Linked DNA regions of Homo sapiens: region 1 is linked to region 2. A link is a loop called in an ENCODE intact Hi-C map of the cell type or tissue named here. Cell type or tissue: gastrocnemius medialis. All regions are shown on one strand.

What was found. Peaks named below come from ENCODE experiments on the same cell type or tissue, not always from the same donor. Only the 100,000 strongest peaks of a DNase experiment are listed, where the experiment ranks them.
Region 1: a loop joins it to region 2, with 1.8 times the contacts of the local background. A loop is called at or near these places in 1 of 110 quality-filtered maps.

Annotation. Positions count from the first base shown.
Region 1 is chr15:38,990,008-38,992,507 of GRCh38, reverse strand. All of the region lies in intron 2 of LOC105370777 (a long non-coding RNA gene), which reads left to right. Among named protein-coding and RNA genes, the nearest start is that of LINC02915, 260 kb to the left of the region's middle. In gastrocnemius medialis, a CTCF peak has its summit at 1,152 (motif pointing right); no DNase peak of the experiment used is centred here.
Region 2 is chr15:38,867,177-38,869,676 of GRCh38, reverse strand. It overlaps a transcript of LOC105370777 not described here. Among named protein-coding and RNA genes, the nearest start is that of LINC02694, 170 kb to the right of the region's middle. In gastrocnemius medialis, no CTCF peak of the experiment used is centred here; a DNase peak (open chromatin) is centred at 1,186.

The DNA of each region.
Region 1 (2,500 bases), 120 kb before region 2:
AGAGGCTCTCTCACCTGTCAGAGATTCTGGAGAGAAAGCTATGAATTCAAGAAATCTGTTTAAAAATATGTCCATTAAGAAAACTCCTCTTTGAAAGCTGAGTCTTCTAAAAACTCTTACTATCGCTTGCTAAAATTAGTTTAATGCAAATACATTGTATAATTGAGTTTAATAGTGAGACTAAGTAGAGAATATTTGCCTAAAATGGCCAAAAATGGCTAGGAGAAGTTTATTCCTATATTACCTATTCTTTGCCTCCTTTTTTGCTTTTTTTCCTCATCTTTTGGCCAAATAAATAAAGTACTGGAGAACCATCCATTCAAGTCCGCTTTGCCAGAATATTTTTCTGGAATTTTCCCTTCCATTCCACAATCCTACTAAGAAAAATTTCATATTAGTGAGCAAATATTTCCCTCCTAAACTGAAATTCTGTTATTTTAGTTCCCACTTGCCAAAGGCAGCGTGATTTGAACATTCCTCTTCACTTAATATCAATCCCCATCAGATAATCATTAAATGAACAGAGGCTGCAGGTTAGAAGGAATGCTAACAATGCAGATAAAGTCCTCATAACTGGCAGCTATGAATTAATTCAGCCAGATCACAGCCCAAGAGGGAGACTGTCAAAAGGAGCAGAGGGGGCTGGGAGAGTTGGCTTTAGTGCCTATAACTTACAGCACCTTCCCCTAGGCCAAGCAGCCTGGCATTTCATATCTAAAGTCATCACAGGAATGAGATGAATTCCATTGTCCTATCTGGCGACTGCTCACCATGGCAAGTCAACCCTCTGTGACTGTTAGAAAGGGAAACAGTCATGTATTTTCACCCACAGGAATGAATTAAAGTGACTGACTGTGAGGGAGCAACTGACCCAACTAGGGGACATTAGGCAAAAGGTCAGTTGACCTCTGGAGCCATTCCATTTCTGGTTTAAGGCCTTGAGAGAATACATGAACAGAGCCTTGGGGAACCAGAGTTCTAATCTTACCCCCTGCTCCTCCTTTCATCTCTCTGAATAGCCTGCTTGTTGATTGGAACTTACCTTCACCATCAGCAAGAACTGACTATTTTGAATTTCTGAGCTCCATGGCCAAGCTCCGCTCGCTTTGGGTTGCTTTGTGTCCTCAACTAACCATTTCAGGCAGGGAAATGTTAGTGTATTCCTGAGTTTCACCAGTAGATGGAAGCATTTTTGACCGTGTGACACTTTTGGCTTCCTAGTCCTAGGAAAAAAAACAATCTTGGATTTCTAGGAAGAGCTGCGAAGCTGAGGCACCAGACCCTTTGTCTGACACAGTGCCTTTTCTGTGTATAAAATACCTTTCCATATTTAAAAAGTGTGAATATTTTGAGAAGAATCAGAAAAGAAGAAATTAGGAAATGGTCAGAGTTTACTTTCAATAGCAACAACTACCTATGTCTCTTAAATCTCTCACACTATTAATTAAGCAATGTAAAATGAAGATCATGATTTATAACAACTTCTAGTTTAGAACAGATATAGTTCTATAGTTCTCCTTAAAGCCCAAAGTATCTTATAAACAAAACACTCCATCCTTAACCAAAGGCCAATGGGAGGAAATAGTTTGACATATGTACTCTGCTCAGCTGGCTGCTGGATTCTAGAGCAAATAATCTTATCATTGAGACCTTATTATAAAATTTCCTTGACCTATGTGTCCTAAGGTTGGTAGGTTTTATTTAGAAACCATAGAATATACTTAACAGAAATGTCAAGGAGATTGTAGGTTATTGCTAATCATTGGCAGTAATTTAAATATAGAGCAATTATGTGTCTTGACATAGTTGATAACTAGATTTTGAAACTGAAATATATTCACTTTCTCACTCTGTACCTCCTAAAGCTGAAACCCAAGGCATGTTCAAATAAAGCTTTGAATAACTTTTCTGCCACTGAAAGAAATTACATCTATAGCCTACGGTTTGAATCATATCAGAAGGAAGACTTGCAGCCCTTGGTGGTATTATATGTCTTATACTAGGGCATTCTTCAGCAAAAGCTCCAGTATTCTGTGATAGCTAGGGGTATCCCAGGGGCACTTTAGGGTATCTGCATATGGATCAACCTAGAAACTTTGCTGATATACTCTTCTAAATATGTTCTCTTCAGAGTAGAGGGGCTAGATAGATAGGTCATCTACATATATATAGTTTCTATATTAACATATAGATATGTGTGTATATATATATGTGTGTATGTGTGTTCATAAAAACACCGAGAATGAAAGGCCACATAACCACACAAGAGAGAATGCATCAAGCCAATGTGGATTTACTCATTTAATTCTGTAATCCTAGAGCTAGCCCTAGCTAGTGCTGACCTTGAAATAGAGAGTATTATGACAAATAAGAGAAGGTACAGTATAGTATTTCCATCCCACCACTTATTTTCTTCTCCAGATACTACTGACATAAGTCCTTTATTTCAGAGACAAGTTTCTTAAAGGAGTTGTCCGTCTCTATTTCTATTTCCTCACTT
Region 2 (2,500 bases):
CTAAAAAGGCTAAACTTATGGAGGTGGGGAGTAGAATGGTGATTACCAGAGGTTGGGAAGTGTTGAAGTCAGAGAGGAAGAGAACTTGGTTAATGGGTACAAAAATACAGTTAGAAAGAAGGAATAAGTTCTAGTGTTCACAGTAGAACAAACATAATTAATAAGAATTTATAGTATATTTCAAAATAGCTGCAAGAAAAGCATTATAATGTTCCCAACACGAAGAAATGGTAACCGTTTCAGGTGATGGCTATCCCAACTACCCTAATTTTATAATTATACATTATAGGTATGTATCAAAAGATCCCATGTACTCCACAAATATGTACAACTATTATGTATCAATAAAGACAGAAAAAACATTATATATAATTACATAATACAGACATAATGAATATGAATCAACTCTTAGTATATATGAGGAAGAAGTGCTTGAAAAATTTCTGTAATTTTAATCATTAAAAACCTAGTCTCCAGAATTAAATTTTATTCACTTAATCAAGTCTTGTTTCAGGAGAGAGAGACAGATATAAAGAAAGGGTATAGCTACTTGAACAAGGGAGGCAGCATCCAAATGACAGCCTGCATGTTGTTTATTCACACAGAGTAACTGCTGGCCAAAATAATATCTCCCGATGTTCATTTAGTGTTGACAGAAATGGTGAGAATATTCAATACTATCAACTTTCAGCCACTGAATGTGCTTATTTTGAGAGCACTGTTCAAAGAAGTGGATTCTAGCTATAAACACTGCTTTTCCCCCCACTTAAATAGTCTATTGAAGAGGAAAATACCCATACACATTAGTAAAATGAGAAATGAGATAAAAATATTGTTTCCTTACTCTAATGCCGACGAAGAATAATGGTATGATTTAAGGGACCTAAGTAAATAGCATATCCCAGTAATATAATCAGTATTGTGAGCCACCTAACTCTCTCATTCAAAGCCAAGGTGTGGAGATTCTTAAGATCAAAGATAAGTGGTCGGAATTTCTTAAGAGGGCCGACCATGTGGGCAAGGGCTTTGTTGTTCAGACTTCGACCCTTCCCCAGAGCCTGAAGATTTTCTTTAGAAAACAAAGTCAATGCCACGACTGGACCTTTCAACACCACACCCAAATGCTGCAACAGATGATATCACTTTCCAGGGTAAACACAAGCAGTGTATTCTGAGGCCACTGGCCCGACTTCCCAGGTTGACTCATCCTGCCTTCCAGCCTTGAAGGGCAATATCCTTACCAACATGTGATCTGAAGGAGCTCTGAACCCTCCAGTGAGACATCAGCCCATCAGACTCACAGAGAACAGCAGGAAGGCCAAAGACTCAAGATTTATCTATCCTTGAAGTGAGCAAAATTCCTTGGTAAAAGATTATAAAATAAAACAATTGTTTTTCTGATAAAATTTAATTTTTTTCAATGTTTTACTATGTTTATATTTTTAAGTCACTTAAAATTGGTAGTTTATTGATGAACTAAATATCTATTAAGTTATTCAGTGATGCTGATTACAACAGGCCTCCGTTATACGAAGGGAAAACATCCCAGACCCCCCAGTGAATGCCTGAAACTGGATTCTACTGAACCCTGAGATGGTACTAAGTGACTAACGGGTGAATAGCGTGTACAGCATGGATACACTAGACAAAGGGAGGATTCGCATCCCGGGCTGGTCAGCAAGAGGTTTCATCACCCCACTCAAAATGGTGAGCAATTTAATACTAATAAATTGATTATTTCCGGAACCTTTCGTTTAATATTTCCCAACTGCAGCTAACCGTGGGTATCTAAAACCACAGAAAGCAAAACCACAAATAAGGGAAGACTACTTGTATTGGGAAGGTGCTGAGGTAGCTCAGTACTGGTGGCTGCCCGGGTAAAAGAATGTGACATGCAATACTCTTCAATCAAATAGGAATGTGTGGTTGCCATGGTGCCACCACATGGAGGATTGTCTCCCATCTGGGGACCTGGGTTTGCAAATGCTCAGTAAGAGTAAGACTTCCTGTTATTCCTTACAATGGATAAACTTGGACTGGGTCTTCAGAGTGGATGTTTCTCTCTCACCCGAGCAAACACAGACGAGCTCTCTGTTGCCGTGTGAGCCCCTAAAAGCCTTCCTAATAACAAACTGAAGTCAGCTAAGTTCAGGTAGCTAAAATGGTGCATTTGTTATAAAAGCCGTGGCCACAGAATGCAAACTCTTAGAGCCACCCAGCCCAGCTATTTCCTTCAGAATCCAACACTGAGCCAAGCGGTTTTTATTTTATCTTCTCAAACTAGGTAGCACTCCCTCATAGCAGACTCCTGGATAACCTGCAGGTAGCTGGGTGCACCCCTACTTTTGTGGGTGGTTTCCAGACCAGATTTAAAACCAATTACCAGGTGTTATGTAACTGAGGGCACCAGAAAGAGCCTGGCATGAGTGGGGAGGGAGGCATTGAGGAAAAGAGTCACAAGCAAAAGAGGAGAAAACCATGAGAGAAAACAAACAGGAGC